Linked DNA regions of Homo sapiens: regions 2, 3, 4 and 5 are each linked to region 1. The links are chromatin contacts, found by Hi-C or POLR2A ChIA-PET in ENCODE. All regions are on one chromosome and are shown on one strand. The core of a region is the stretch at or near the end of the contact, and the rest is flanking DNA. Distances in the headings are between cores, read along the strand shown.

Region 1 (2,825 bases), core at 195-2,694:
ATCCTATCCCCCTTTCCCCGTTCTAGAGTGAAGCTCCCAGGGCATTACTGAGTGGCTCATCAGCGTCAGGGCAGATTGAAGGTTCTGAAAAATAGTGGCAGCGCGGCGTTTCCTGCCACCCGCGCTCCTCCCCGGCGAGGGGCTGGGTGCGGGGTAGTGTCATCGGCCCGGGCTGACACCGGCCCTGGAACCGTTCCCCGCTGGCAGCCTCTTCCATCCCAGCAGCTAACTGCTAAGACCAGACACGTTCCACCAACAGTAACAGCTGTAGGAAAGAACCCGTTTTTTCCCGTCTAGGTTTCTCTCCTTTTCCTAGTACCTAAGTCCATCATCCTCCTGCCACTGACATATCGTTGTCTAGACGCTCTTTTTCAAAACTCAAATCCAATCAAACAAAAACAACGCCCGTCAATAAAGCAAGAAAAATAATACTGCAGCCAGCGGCCAGGAGCGTGCACCCCATTAACGGCGAGAAAGCATCAACCCCTGCTGTAATGACTGAATTGGAAAGAAAGGTTTCCTGCTGCTTGTTAGTCGTCAACATTTTTACTATGCCAGCTGCAAGAGAAGCAGCTGCATACTCTGGCAACTCGACTGGGGTGGGAGAAATTTAGCCAGCGTCTGGGATTTTCGCAGAAGATAATTTAAGCCCCAGCTTCGCTCGGGCTGGGGGGCTGGGGGCCTGCTGGGCCAGGGTGGGGGAACCGGGCTGCGGCGCGCATGCGCAGGTACCGCAGCCCGGCTCCTGGGAGGCCCTGCTGCCGCCACCGCCGCGGCCCGCGCTGTAACCGCGGCTGCCGCTGCTGCTCCGGGCGGGCGTTGGTGCCGTGTGCCGAGGCGCCCTGTCAGGCGATGGGGAGCGGCTGGGCGGGGAGAGCCGACGGCCGCGGCGGCGCCTGAGGAACGCAGCCGGGCTCGGGAGCGGCGAGGGCGGGCCGGTCCAGCGGCGGAGGAGCGAGGCGGGGCGAGGCAGGCGGCGCGGGGACCCACACCAGGCGCCTTGTGTGCGAGGCCGAGCGGCGGCCGCGGACAGAGAGCCGGCGACCCCCGGCAGGAGGAGAAGGAGCCGGAGGACGCGCCGAGGGACTGCGGGGCCGGGGCGGGCGAGCAGCGGCGCGGCCGCGGGCCATGGACGCAGCGGCGACGGTGGCGGCGCCGGGGGCGAGCCGGGGCGGCGGCGCGGCGCAGAGTCCGCCCGCGGCCAGGTGAGGCTGGGCTGAGCGGGCTCGGGCGCCGCCGCCACTGCTGCTGCTGCTGCTGCCGGGCCGCGGAGCGAGGCGGCGGCGGCGGCGGCTGAATCGGCACCACAGCAGCCGCGCCAAGCAGCGGCGGCCTCGGAGGAAGAGGGGTCGCCGCCCAGGTTTCTTGCGGCCGCCGCTCTTGTCGTCGCAGTATTTCCTGTTCGGATTATCTTTTGCTTCCCCCCAGCTGCCTCCTTACCCTCACACTCCCACTCCTCCGTTTCCGCGGTCGAAGCTGCCTTCGGCCCCGGGTGGTCTCCCCCGCCCGGGGACCCCCTGTGCCTCCCCTCCCGGGCTGCGGGGGAGCCCCTCCGAGACCATGAGGAAATTCAACATCAGGAAGGTGCTGGACGGCCTGACCGCCGGCTCGTCCTCGGCGTCGCAGCAGCAACAGCAGCAGCATCCGCCTGGGAACCGGGAGCCGGAGATCCAGGAAACGCTCCAGTCCGAGCACTTTCAGCTCTGCAAGGTGAACGGAGCGCGCAGCCCCGCGACACCGTCATTGAAAAATTGGGGTTGTTTTAAGGGGGCTACTCGGGCTTTACATGGGAATGCAAGGGAAGAGAACGCCAATAATAATAATAATAACTCTAATAAAAGGCTCGCTCCTCCCTTGGCAAACGTTTCTTCGGTGGGTTGTTTTGGAGATTGATACCTTACTCCTTTTCATTGATTTTTCTCTCTCCCCTTTGCACATGCAGCAATCAGTTCAAGGTTGCTTCAAACTATTATCCGACCTTTAATCGTATTCTGACACTGCCAGTAATAACCTGGAAGCTTTTATATTCAAGCGTTTTAATATGATTCACCAACTTCGAAGTTTCCTTTGGAAACGGTGTCTAATGAATGTTGTTTATCAAAAAGCCAAACCTGTTCTACCACACCTTTGCTCATCACTTTTCCCTTAAAATGTGGTGTAAGTGGCTTACGATATGAAATCACAGGGTTCTTTTTATCATTATGTTTGTTAAAAAGTACTGAGATTTTTGCCTGTTAATGGCACGATAATTGCCATAGCGTTCTGTAATTCAGAAAGAATGATGCAGCGAATTAAGTCACCAGCTGCTTAATGAGAAACACAAACTTGCCTCGGTTTTAATACCTGCCTTTCTCATAAATAGCCATGTATTTGTATGTCAGAGTTAATTAAAAGTGTGCATATATATATATATATATATATATATAGGTCTAATGCCCTAAAATGATTATGGCCTTAATAGTAAATTGCAAAAATGTATGTTGTACTCATCTTCATTCTGTTACAAGTGTAAAATGTTGGGATAGAGGTTTGATTATTGCTCTACTGAATGCTTGACTAAAGTAATTATATGACAGCTTTTCCTTAGAAGTACTTGCGTTAGCATCCAAATAAAGTAATGATGAAATGAATACTGCCAAAATAAAGTATGAATTGCATTTAATGGGTTTACAGAATTTTGGACCATTGCAAACTTTAGTCATCTGGTGTCGGATGTAGTAGTATAGAATATTAATAAAAGATTTTCTTCTATGGAATACCAGTATTATGGAAAAGCGAAATTAAAGTATATCACTGGACTAGATTTTTGTTTGTTTCAGGTTCTA
Region 2 (2,825 bases), core at 216-2,715, 2.9 Mb before region 1:
TATAGAGAAAATGAGTAGGTGGTTAGGAAGACCAGGTAACTATAACTTACAGAGGTGAGAGAATGAGAATTGTTAAGTTGGGAGAAAAAGAGTAGAAAGAGCGACATGTGAAAGAAAAGAATCGGCCGGTGCGGTGGCTCATGCCTGTAATCCCAGCACTTTGGGAGGCCGAGGCGGGCAGATCACCTGAAGTCGGGAGTTCAAGACCAGCCTGACCAACATGGAGAAACCCTGTCTCTATTAAAAATACAAAATGAGCCGGGCCTAGTGGCGCATGCCTGTAAACCCAGCTACTAGGGAGGCTGAGGCAGGAGAATTGCTTGAACCTAGGAGGCAGAGGTTGTGGTGAGCAGAGGTTGCGCCATTGCACTCTAGCCTGGGCAACAAGAGCGAAACTCCATCTCAAAAAAAAACAAAAACAAAAGAAAAGAATCTTGGGTGGAGAAAATGAGAAATGGGATTAACATGGTACTGAGCAGTTCTTTTTTTTTTGTTTTGAGACGGAGTCTCGCTCTGTCGCCCAGGCTGGAGCGCGTGATGGGATCTCGGCTCACTGCAAGCTCCTCCTCCCGGGTTCACGCCATTCTCCTGCCTCAGCCTTCCGAGTAGCTGGGACTACAGGCGCCCGCCATCACGCCCGGCTAATTTTTTGTATTTTTAGTAGAGACGGGGTTTCCCCGTGTTAGCCAGGATGGTCTGGATCTCCTGACCTCGTGATCCGCCCGCCTCAGCCTCCCAAAGTGCTGGGATTACAGGCATGAGCCACGGCGCCTGGCCCTGAGCAGTTCTTTAAGGGATGAGACTTGGCCCTCAAGATCTGGGTTTCCATTACCCCTGCCATCGTCAGGGTAAGTCACTGAACCTCTGAGAAGGGGACTCCCAACCAGGAGGATCACAGGATCTCCCAACCAGGGAGGATGCCCCGGGAGAGTGTGGTCAGGATTCATGATGTTACACATTTTAAAGTTCTTTGCAAGCTATAGTAATAGTTCCAGGTAAATAAATGGAATAATAAATTCTGTAAAAATTATAAAAACCTAGTCTGTTGATAATGGGCTCTTTTAGGTAGAGTCTAGGGTAGGAAATCAAACATTATATTCATCATGGTACTTGAAATATATTTAAGCTGAAGCTGTGCACTCCATCATGTTTTTGATATATTTTTCCTTGGCATTACTTGAAAGGCATGCTCATGAAACTGGATTTGGATCTGTTTCATGTTTTCACTTGCGTTCTCTGACCCCTACTTAGAGGGCACCAGGTGCTTCCTATTCTAACCGTTTGCAAATTCAAGACTTGGTTGGAGGGCCATTCAGGGGACTGGTGTGGGGTTAGATAGGATCTGGACACAGCGACTCCCTCGCTCCTGCTCCAGTATTTTGACCTTAATTTGAACAGTTCAATGAACTGGCAACTGAAGTCGTTTTTTCCCACTGAACTAGACCTTTCATTGTTTTGCAGAGGAAGATGACTCATAGCCAGGTTCTACCATTGTGCTAAAGTGAAATTTTAGTCTAGGACTAAAGGAACACAGGCCAAACTTTCTGTCTGAGCTGCAGAGTATTGAAACTTAGATTGTGAGCTGGGCAGGAATTCCTGTGGCCCTCTGTGTGGAGTTGCTCTCAAGGAAAAGGAGCATTTAAATACGTTTTTGACTCCAAATTTAATTTTTAGTAATATAGTTCAAATGTCCTTTAAAATATCTTAAGTAATCAGACTGTTTTCTAAAAAAAAAAAAAATGTAATGCAAAATGAAAATTCTACAAAGTAGAAAACTGTCATTTCCTTCCTCTCTCCAAAACCATTGTTAATAGTTTCGTTTCTTCTGCTACCCTTGTTTTCTATGAATGTAAAAATGTATGCCTCTATGGGTGAGCATGGCTTTTCTTTTTTGAACCAAAATTGAAACCATCCTGATTTAGTGGCATCCCACTTAAAACATTATTAAAAACTACCTGTGTACATGTATCTTCGCTTACTTGGGCAATTGCTGGGGCAAATATGCTTTTACTGTTAAATCGTCATCTACAACAGATGACATGTAGAGAGATGAAATGTAGTCTATAGTTGTTTGAACTTGCATTTCTTTTTTTGTGGAACTGAACTTCTCTGCATATGTTTATTGGCTCTTTGGACAAATTCGTCAGTGATTTGGCTTTTCATGCATTGCTCATTTTCTTTTGTTGCTTGGATCCCTGACTTTTATACTCTTAATGATTCCAAGGGAAATTCCTACAAAATGGCAGATTTGGGAGGACTTATTTGAATTTCTTTTGAGTTCTAAAATGGTTAACTGCTACCTTAAAAGATAGATATTATTTTCAGATATCTAGGACAGAGGTTTGAGTCTTTGGACTTAGATTCTATAGTATTTTCTTTCTTTTTTTGGCTGATATGGAAGACGTCATCATCCCAAACTGTGCTGAGACTAGTAGTTATTTAGATACACTATTTTATTACATTTTCGTATACTGATAAATTATTTCCATATGGATGGTAAGTCCCAGATTTATTTATGAAAAAAACCATTTTTTATATATTTTATGGAACATGGAGTTAGCAGAAAGATGCTGTGGAGTTAGGCTTAAAATTAAGCCCTAACTATTCTGCCTCCTGTTTTGGGGCTGTTGTCAGTCTTTAAAGGTACATCTTTGTAAAATTTTTTGAACATAACTTGACAGATTGCAAGAAGGATTATAATAAATGGTGTCTGTTTGTGTTAGAGTATTTCAAGTCAGTACAGGAAAAAATACATTTAGATGCTAAGTGAAGATAAGACATTAGTTTAAATGAGGCCCCGTATGCACCATCATATTGAAAATTTA
Region 3 (2,825 bases), core at 107-2,606, 2.5 Mb after region 1:
CAGAAAATAGGTAATGTTGATTTTGGATTGGAAGCAGGCCAGTGTCACATTTTACAAAATCGGATAAGAACTAGAATTTGAAAATTGTGCTGATATAGTGGCACAGATGTCTTAGCTTTGTTTCCTTCTAAAAGATTACTGGAGGCCGGGCGCTGTGGCTCATGCCTGTAATCCCAGCACTTTGGGAGGCCGAGGCGGGCGGATCATAAGGTCAGGAGATCGAGACCATCCTGGCTAACACGGTGAAACCCTGTCTCTACTAAAAATACAAAAAATTAGCCGGGCGTGGTGGCGGGTGCCTGTAGTCCCAGCTACTCGGGAGGCTGAGGCAGGAGAATGGCCTGAACCTGGGAGGCGGAGCTTGCAGTGAGCCGAGATCGCGCCACTGCACTCCAGTCTGGGCGACAGAGCGAGACTCCGTCTCAAAAAAAAAAAAAAAAAAAAAAAAAAAAGTTACTGGACTAGATGATGGCTGGATTCTGTCAGTCTCAGGTCTAATTAGGAGTCAGCGATTTGGACGCGACAAGCAATGTTCTCAGTGAGCTTCTCACTCATGGTCTTGCAGAGCTGAGAGCAATAAAGCCACGGTGGAATTTGTGAGGCTTAATTAGGTGGAAATGCACACTTACGTCGGGAGAATAACACGTTCACCAAAGGACACAGTGGTATTTTTTAACCAATCGCAACTCTGTACGTTGGTATTATTCTAAGGGAGCAAAGCTTTGCCCCAACCCCCACCCCCATGTCCTGGTACTCTTCCACTCTGAGAGCTTTAGAACCGGGGTTCCAAAGTCTCTGCTTAGCCTAACAGTGACGTGCTTGTCACAAAGCCAGAGGCCGGTGTACTCGGGTTAGAGAGGGCCTTTGTCGTTGGGTTTTATTCTTATTGTATTATTCGGGCTCCACCGACCCAAATATTAGTCAACTGGGTTGGGCGAGGTAGGACGGATGAAGCCCACCGTCTAACAATCTGGACATCTATAGGAGCAGATCCGCCGCTCGAAACAGCTGACCCAGCGACGACTGCGGAACCACTAGCAGCGTCTGCACAGATCGACCCCGCCATCCCGCCGTCCCGCTCGGTGACCGGAGACACAGCCGGGAACGCGACTGATCAGGCTACCGAGCCGGGCCGCAGGGCGAAAGCGGTGCGGTCCGAGGCCTCAGAAAGGGACACGCAGCAGCGGAAGTGGCGCTGACTCAGCCCGGCCTCCCTGCAGTCCCCTGGCAGCGGTAGCAGCCACAGGGGCGGGCGGCTGGGCCACACGCCTCCCCCGCCCTCGGCCCCACCCGGCCGCACCCTAAGCCGCGCGGCGTCACAGAGCGCATGCGTGCCGCGGGGGATGCCGGGAGCGCGCAGTGGCGGCAGCGGCGGCGACGGCAGTAACAGCGGCAGCTACAGCGGGGACGCGAGCGGGGCGGTGACGGTGTGGGAGGTGGTCTCACTCTTGGGAAAACTGCTGGGCACCGTCGTCGCGCTGAAGGTGGTTCTGTACCTGCTCCGAGTGTGCTTAGCGATGGCCTGGAAATCCGGCGGCGCCAGCCACTCGGAGCTAATCCACAATCTCCGCAGTAAGTGCCACCTCCGCCCGTTGTAGGGCAGCTGGGGCAGGCTGGGCCTGGACCGGGTCCCCCTGGGCCGTCCGGAACGTTCTGTCTGTCCCCGCGCGCCTGTTGGAGGGCTTCGGCGCAGAGTTGCCCCGGTAGTCCCGAACGGCGTGCGCTTGCAGTCGCCTCCCTCGGGACCTGTCACTCGTCGACGACGTGGACTGGAAGGGGAGAGAAAGAGCCAGGGGCCGCTGCTGGTGGGGGCAGGGGCAGTCGTCTCCCTGCAGGCCCTGGGGGAGGGAGTGCAGTACAGGTGATGCTGCTGTCACTCAGGTCCGCGTCCGGGTCCGGCTTGTGAGGGGCGTGCCTTCGGGGTGGGAGCGTGTGGGCTAGGCCTTATGGAGAGTGGGCTGGCGCTCAGGAGACCCCACCCTCGTCCCCTGCATTTTTCTCACCTTCCTCCTCCATAATCAACCTCGCTGCAAGCTTTCCCTCTTATGCAGCCTCCCCCGCCCTCCGTTTTTTCCCCTGGAGGGAGATGCCACCGTCTGATACAGGCGAGGGGAGGAAGATGAGAGTATTGCCATTGCAGATGCTGGGAGAAATTTCTCGGGCGGCTGTCCAGTGGAAAGCTCCGTGCGGGGCGGAGAAAGAACAGGGGATGCTGTTCCTGAGAGACTTGTATTTCAGGAGCCTTTGCAGGTCCTGGATCAGCAGAGGGTTGTGTGTCTGATGTTCTAACTTTTTTCAGGGCTACCATAGGCTTTAAAAACCTTATGTGGAGTTTCTTTATATCACTCTCCTTAGTTACTGTATTCCTTCTTCTGATGATAATTTTAGGATAGGATGAGTGCTGTGTCACTTTCTTTTTTTAAATCGAAATATAGCGTCCCCGTTTTGTTGGGAGACTACAAGGGCCGCAGTCTATAATAAACTCACTGGTCAGAATTTATAGCATTATTCGCTACTATGCAGTAATCATATCTTGTCACATGGTATTTTTAATTGTCCTGTGTTACTTAGCTTTTCATGTGTTTGTCTTATTTCTCAACTCGATTTGTAATTTCCTTAACGGCTGGCACCATTAAAAAAAATTTTTTTTGGCCGGGCTCATTGGCTCACGCCTGTAATGCCAGCACTTTGGGAGGCCGAGGCGGGTGGATTACCTGAGTTCAGGAGTTCGAGACCAGCCAGGCCGACATGGTGAAACCCCATCTCTACTAAAAATACAAAAATTAGCCGGGCGTGGTGGTGCCTGCCTGTAATCCCAGCTACTT
Region 4 (2,825 bases), core at 210-2,709, 2.5 Mb after region 1:
GTAGAAGTATTTTTTGGTGAGCAGCAAGGCATATTCCATCAATATTTAGGCATAGAATGTGCCATTCCAAGCATGGACCATGATCTAGTTTCTTGCAGTAGCAGCCAATTGGACTAACACAATGCTACTTCTTTTACTGTTCAATCAAATTCCTCCACTGCCTTAAGGAATCAACTACCCCATTTTACCGTCAGAGATAATAAGCTTTGTTTTCGTAGCACAGAACATTCACTCCAATTATAATGTCCTACCTTTTCTTCCTCATGGAGGAAATTTGATAAAAAATTAAGTTTATCAGAAACTTCTGATAAACTGATAAACTGATAAATTTATTAACCTTCAATAAATAATTCATAAAGTTCAAACAAGTTTCATGATCGCTAACATTCAAATCCATTTCCAAAACTGGAGTTATACAATATTACTTCTGTGCATGAGATTATACTTATTGTTCACTAGATTTATGAATAACTTCTGGAGGATGATACATGTTTTAAAAGCCGTATTAACATATGAGTTGACAAACATTAAATTTTGTTCCCTTAGAAATTGACAGAGAAGTCAGAATGGGGATAAATCAAGTCATCTGAGGCATTCATTGAGCTACAAGCTATTTCAGGTTATAAAAAACACTGTTCCCTTAATTGTCGTTCCTTCATTTGCTGTATTTATATACACACTCCTACTCCATAAAGACCTCTCCATCTCTCCCACCTCTTCCAACTATGAACAGTAACCTAAAATCACACTGAACTAGACGTAAGAGACTCCCAGGATTTCTCTAAGGTATACCCAGGATCAAGGCCCTCTGGGATCCAAAGAACTGTAGCTCTTTTACTGCAATTTTCCTTCAGAACCACCTTTCCCGTTCCTTCCCTCCTGGACACCGCCGACTCGCGTGTTGGGGGTGGGGTGGGAGACACGCCGCCAGAAAGACAGGCTCTACCCAGCCAAACCTGCACCTCCGAGGCCGAAAAGCCTGGGGCTCTTCCTGCAGCACCGGGCGCGGCCAACCCTCGCTTCCCCAGGGCAGGGCTCAGCTCGGGTCAATGCAACCAGCCAAGTCAGGCCCGGAGCGGGCCGGCTCTGCCCGCCAGTCCAAACCTCTGGACCCTCGCCAGCGGGGATGGGCGTGGGCCCCGGCGGCCACCGCCCCGCCAACTCGAGCACTGGAGGAGCGCACCCGCTACGCCAGCCCCGGACCTACCTGGAGGGGAGAGCAGAGCTCCTGGACAGCGGCCACGGGCCTGAGGGCGGACGCTGAGGCGGCCAGAGTCCGTCCCAGCAACCCCAAGTATCCCTGGTGGGGCAGAGCGGGGAGACGAACGGGGGGGCTGCCGCGGGCCAGCGCGGCCCGTCCCAGGGGTCGTGAGGACCTGGCTCTCCCCTTAACACCAGGCCACCGCCGCCGCCGCCGCCATTTTGCCTTCCACTCAGTGTCGCCGCCGCCGCACTCCGCTGCAGGTTTCCCGGATGTGGGCATTTCCCGGCGTCGCTTGCGCGGGGGCCGAGGACTGGGGGCTTTTGCCCGCCCGGCTGCTGCGAGGGAGCGCGCAGCCTGCGGCCTCCGGGCTTCGTTGCGTCGCCCGCAGCTCTGATCGTTCGTGAGCGTCGCCCCACGTCGCTCCCGCCTGCCCCTGCCCATACGACTCGCCCGCGCCCGTGGGTTAAGGCTGTCTCCCGCCCAGCCTACTTGGTTGATTCAATCCTTTTCCCCATTGATCTATTTCTCTGGACCGAGTAGGGATGTGCATTTCACGGAGCTACGTTCTCAGAAGGGAACAACTGAGTTGCTCTGGGAAACCTCCCTGTGGACCTCAGAATTCCAGATTTTTGGCGCTTTGAAATAAAATTTTATTCTTGCTTAGCGTTCTTTCCCCGAACAAGCCGGTGAGCTTCCAGCATCTGTATTTTCTGAATCCGGCAGATAAGAAATGCTTGAGCCAGGACCGATTGATTAGCAGCGGTTTAGAGATCTTATCTGTCAACCGCATCCGTAGAAGGAGATCGTTATTGCCATAATTGGAATACCGGTGACGGTGTGACAAGAGGTTTTACTTCTGGTTAAGCTGAATGTAAAGTGTGGGATGGGATCGTTGGGTTTGATGTATAAGGTACGGTCCACCCTTTGTGAAGATCGCCTTTGCCAGTTTTTCCTCTAGGAAATATACAGTTAGTGTTTTCAAGTACCTTCTTTCGTAATTTTTCTACTACAGAGTACAAAAAAATTAAAGACATCTTTTTCTGACGTTAAAGTAATAACTGGCTACTTACTGTATCTAGAAATCCAAATGTGAAAACCCGTTAAAAGATTATGTTCCGGACGGGCGCGGTGTCTCACGCCTGTAATCCCAGCACTTTGGGAGGCCGAGGCGGGCGGATCACGAGGTCAGGAGATCGAGAACATCCTGCCTAACACGGTGAAACCCCGTCTCTGCTAAAAAATCCAGAAAAATTTGCCCGGCGTGGTGGCGGGCGCCTGTAGTCCTAGCTACTCGGGAGGCTGAGGCAGGAGAATGGCAGGAACCCGGGAGGCGGAGCTTGCATTGAGCCGAGATCGCGCCACCGCACTCCAGCCTGGACGACAGAGCGAGACTCCGTCTCAAAAAAAAAAAAAAAAAAAAAAAGATTATGTTCCAAGAACATTTGGTTGAAAGTCTATTTTCTACAAGCACAGAGTTTGTAGAAGGCAATGTGACCCAAGGTGGGTCACTAAAGAGCCCCAGGGCTTACTTTCTTCAACGTAAGGGTGCCCCATAAAGACCTTTTCAGCCCTAAAATTATATGAATTATAGGAATCTAATATGTCCACAGGTCTGCTTGCC
Region 5 (2,825 bases), core at 326-2,825, 2.4 Mb after region 1:
CTTGGCTCACTGCAACCTTCGCCTCCTGGGTTCAAGCGATTCTCCTGCCTCAGCCTCCCTAGTAGCTGGAATTACAGGTGCGTGCCAGTATGCCTGGATAATTTTTGTATTTTTAGTAGAGATGGGGTTTCACCATGTTGGCCAGGCTATTCTCGAACTCCTGACCTCAAGTGATCCACCCGCCTCGGCCTCCTAAAGTGTTGGGATTACAGGCGTGAGCCACTGCACCCGGCTTCTAGATTCCTTTTTTTTTTTTTTTTTTTAATAGACTCAGGCGATCCTCCTGCCTGCGTTTGCTGCATAGCTGGGAGTACAGGCACAAATGACCACGCCCATCTCCAAATTCATTTTTAATTCCAGCAGTAGGAAAAAAAGGAAAAGGCCAAGTTTGCAGATGGAACCCAGAAGTGTGTGGGGCTTCGCTGTGAAATCACTTGTAGCTTAACAATGGCGTGGGGAATCTCAGAGTAAGCCCGGAGTTAGTTGAAAGGAGTCTTTAGCCAAAACGTTTATAATTTATTCTGGGGCGGGGCCGGGGGAGGGGGCGGTGGCGGTCAGCAGGCCTGTGGGAGGAGGGTGTTCAAAGGAGTAAAGGGGGCTCAAAGAGAGAAATAGATTCTTGTTTCCTTTTTCATGTCAAAAGTTTTATTTCATGTCAAAAGTTTTATTTCAAAGGAAGACTAAATATTACTCTTATTCTGCCTGAATGGCCAAGTTTCCAAGTTTTTCTCAATCAACATGCAATCCTGTTAATCTAAAATGCTTGAATTTCTTGCTACTCTGCTTTACAGGGTTCCGTAACTTTTTTTTTTTTTTAAATCTGCAAGGTGGAAGAAAAGTCTAACACTTTCACTTTAGAGTTACGATACTGACCAAAAAGGCACTGACAGCCCAGGTGCGCTGGCTTCCTTCCAGCTGAGCGCTGTCCCCGCGCCGCCTCCAGGGGTCGGCAGAATGCTGAACAGTAAGCATGGCGCATCCTCAACCTTGGCCCCACAATGAATCACCCGAGAAAATTAAAAAACCACCAGGGCCCGAGCCGCAGCCCAGGCTGGAAAGTGGGGTGTTCAGGAAGACCCCAGTACTTTTTAAAGCTGCCCGGGAGAGTCCCACGTGCAGCCAAGGGTGGGGAATTACCCACTTAATAAAAACTTCCCCTGTAAATGCGATGTTTCATTTTTAATGTATAACAGTTTTCTGAAATATTACCGTTGTTTTCATCGTATAGGTACATGTACATGTGCACACACAGACACATGCATGTGTGTAAATACTAATTTTAAAAATAATGGTTACGAGGACATTTACATCGCTCCAGTTGGAGTCCTGTCCAATCCTGAGGGCGGGTCTAATGAGGGGCCGTACCTTCCAAGATTTCACTCCGCCCCTCGACGCCGCGCGGCGCTGCGCGTGCGCAAACGCCTTTCCCTGGCGAGCCGGATCTCGGAGCGTCCCCGCGCCTCTCCGCGGCCGCCCGGGGAGGGGAGGGCCCGTCCCGCCCCTCCCCGTCTCTCCCCGCCCCTCCCCGTCCCTCCCGCCGAAGCTCCGTCCCGCCCGCGGGCCGGCTCCGCCCTCACCTCCCGGCCGCGGCTGCCCTCTGCCCGGGTTGTCCAAGATGGAGGGCGCTCCACCGGGGTCGCTCGCCCTCCGGCTCCTGCTGTTCGTGGCGCTACCCGCCTCCGGCTGGCTGACGACGGGCGCCCCCGAGCCGCCGCCGCTGTCCGGAGCCCCACAGGTAGGGCAGGGCGGGCCTGGCTGGCCGCTTTACGACTCCGACTCTCCGGGAGGCCCGGGCTGTCCACAGTGACGCTTCCCACATCCCACCGGCGGGCAGGGGCGGGGGTCCGGGCCCCCGAAGGAGGTGTGGGGAGAAGCACCCCAGGAAATGGGGGCGGCGTGGGAGGCCGAGGTAAGAGGAAAGGGACCCACTGGGGCTGCGTCGCTGTGAGTGAGCCTCGAGCCACTCCACACCGACTCTCCGGCGGCCCAAGCCGGCGCGCGACCTGACGGGGCTTTGCCGTCGAAGCGCGCGGTTGCCGGTGATCAGGCCTTCGTAATGGCGCCTTCCCGGGGTAGAGCCAGCGCTTGGGCAAGGAATGTTTGTGTGCTCGGGAAGTGTGGAAGTTGCCCACTTCGCGCATTTCCAGGCCACTTGTGCCTGCTCGGCCTGCGATCGCGAGGGTCCGCCGTTCCGAGGCTGCGGGGCTCCGCCGGGCTCAGGTGGGCAGAGGGAGAGACCTGGCCCTCGCGCGACGTAATGTTTTTGTCGGATGTTGGAGGAGAAGTTCTCACGGCGGGGCGCGATCGGCGGTGTCCGCATCCCCTGGGGACTCAGCCCGGCCTCTGGGGGCGGGGCCCAGCAGTCCGGGTTGGAGAGTCCTGCAGGTGCTTCTGATGCCAGCTGAGGTGGGAGAATCGAGGCATCCTAACATTAAAACGTGGCTGATGCTCACCATTCCTGCCGTAGAGTCGTGCCTACCTAGGCCAGTATCAGCCTTTTTTCAGTAGAATGGTAGGGAAAAGTTTGAATATTTTAAAGAGCAAGTGTTCTGAGAATGACAAGAAACTATGTCGGTACACCTCTTCCTAGTCAAGACTTGAATATGAACACTCTAAATACAAAGGCGAAGGGCACGGTAAGTGTCACTTTGACCAACAAGGTGAAACCCCGTCTCTACTAAAAATAGAAAAATTAGCTGGGCGTGGTTGCAGGTGCCTGTAGTCCCAGCTACTCGGGAGGCGGAGACAGGAGAATTGCTTGAACCCGGGAGGCAGAGGTTGCAGTGAGCCGAGATCGTGCCACTGCATTCCAGCCTGGGTGAGGG

The links. Hi-C counts contacts between places; a loop is a spot of excess contacts on that map. ChIA-PET counts read pairs that join two places held with the same protein, here RNA polymerase II (POLR2A). Pooled maps may share reads with other maps.
Region 2: a loop to region 1 is called in a pooled map, with 5 times the contacts of the local background. The contact joins the enhancer-like site here to the promoter of STXBP5 in region 1. A Hi-C loop is called at or near these places in 3 of 37 single-sample maps with no recorded cell type and 8 of 50 pooled maps. POLR2A ChIA-PET finds 5 or more read pairs at or near these places in 1 of 52 experiments (CD4-positive, alpha-beta T cell).
Region 3: a map of naive thymus-derived CD4-positive, alpha-beta T cell shows a loop between it and region 1 (7-fold over the local background). The contact joins the promoter of PCMT1 here to the promoter of STXBP5 in region 1. A Hi-C loop is called at or near these places in 1 of 168 maps with a recorded cell type or tissue (naive thymus-derived CD4-positive, alpha-beta T cell), 1 of 37 single-sample maps with no recorded cell type and 11 of 50 pooled maps.
Region 4: a loop to region 1 is called in a map of naive thymus-derived CD4-positive, alpha-beta T cell, with 8 times the contacts of the local background. The contact joins the promoter of LATS1 here to the promoter of STXBP5 in region 1. A Hi-C loop is called at or near these places in 1 of 168 maps with a recorded cell type or tissue (naive thymus-derived CD4-positive, alpha-beta T cell) and 4 of 50 pooled maps. POLR2A ChIA-PET finds 5 or more read pairs at or near these places in 1 of 52 experiments (B cell).
Region 5: a loop to region 1 is called in a map of B cell, with 13 times the contacts of the local background. The contact joins the promoter of GINM1 here to the promoter of STXBP5 in region 1. A Hi-C loop is called at or near these places in 2 of 168 maps with a recorded cell type or tissue (B cell and naive thymus-derived CD4-positive, alpha-beta T cell), 1 of 37 single-sample maps with no recorded cell type and 9 of 50 pooled maps.

Annotation. Positions count from the first base shown.
Region 1 is chr6:147,202,973-147,205,797 of GRCh38, forward strand. It overlaps STXBP5 (syntaxin binding protein 5), which reads left to right and starts at 1,445. Exons shown (of 28, transcript NM_001127715.4): 1 at 1,445-1,710. The coding sequence starts at 1,561. It overlaps STXBP5-AS1 (STXBP5 antisense RNA 1), which reads right to left and starts at 1,642. Exons shown (of 11, transcript NR_034115.1): 1 at 1,441-1,642. It overlaps LOC124901422 (a long non-coding RNA gene), which reads right to left and starts at 599. Exons shown (of 2, transcript XR_007059803.1): 1 at 1-599. RefSeq lists silencers at 628-1,047, 1,078-1,127, 1,148-1,227, 1,398-1,587.
Region 2 is chr6:144,348,531-144,351,355 of GRCh38, forward strand. The region is part of intron 2 of UTRN (utrophin); the gene reads left to right. Among named protein-coding and RNA genes, the nearest start is that of SNORA98, 56 kb to the right of the region's middle. RefSeq lists an enhancer at 649-758. Within about 2 kb of position 1,466, at least 16 of the 41 ENCODE cell types and tissues checked have a DNase peak (open chromatin) inside an H3K27ac peak, as active enhancers do; they include CD4-positive, alpha-beta T cell, where a contact is called at or near this core.
Region 3 is chr6:149,748,385-149,751,209 of GRCh38, forward strand. It overlaps PCMT1 (protein-L-isoaspartate (D-aspartate) O-methyltransferase), which reads left to right and starts at 1,357. Exons shown (of 8, transcript NM_001360452.2): 1 at 1,357-1,572. The coding sequence starts at 1,518. It also overlaps a transcript of NUP43 not described here. RefSeq lists enhancers at 357-1,322, 2,288-2,790, 2,791-2,825 and silencers at 1,107-1,496, 1,727-1,963, 1,889-2,183.
Region 4 is chr6:149,716,642-149,719,466 of GRCh38, forward strand. LATS1 (large tumor suppressor kinase 1) reads right to left here and starts at 1,460. Exons shown (of 8, transcript NM_004690.4): 1 at 1,208-1,460. LOC645967 (a long non-coding RNA gene) reads left to right here and starts at 980. Exons shown (of 1, transcript NR_134652.1): 1 at 980-2,255. RefSeq lists a silencer at 950-1,339.
Region 5 is chr6:149,564,800-149,567,624 of GRCh38, forward strand. It overlaps GINM1 (glycosylated integral membrane protein 1), which reads left to right and starts at 1,576. Exons shown (of 8, transcript NM_138785.5): 1 at 1,576-1,735. The coding sequence starts at 1,616. RefSeq lists enhancers at 743-872, 2,123-2,172 and a silencer at 1,303-1,852.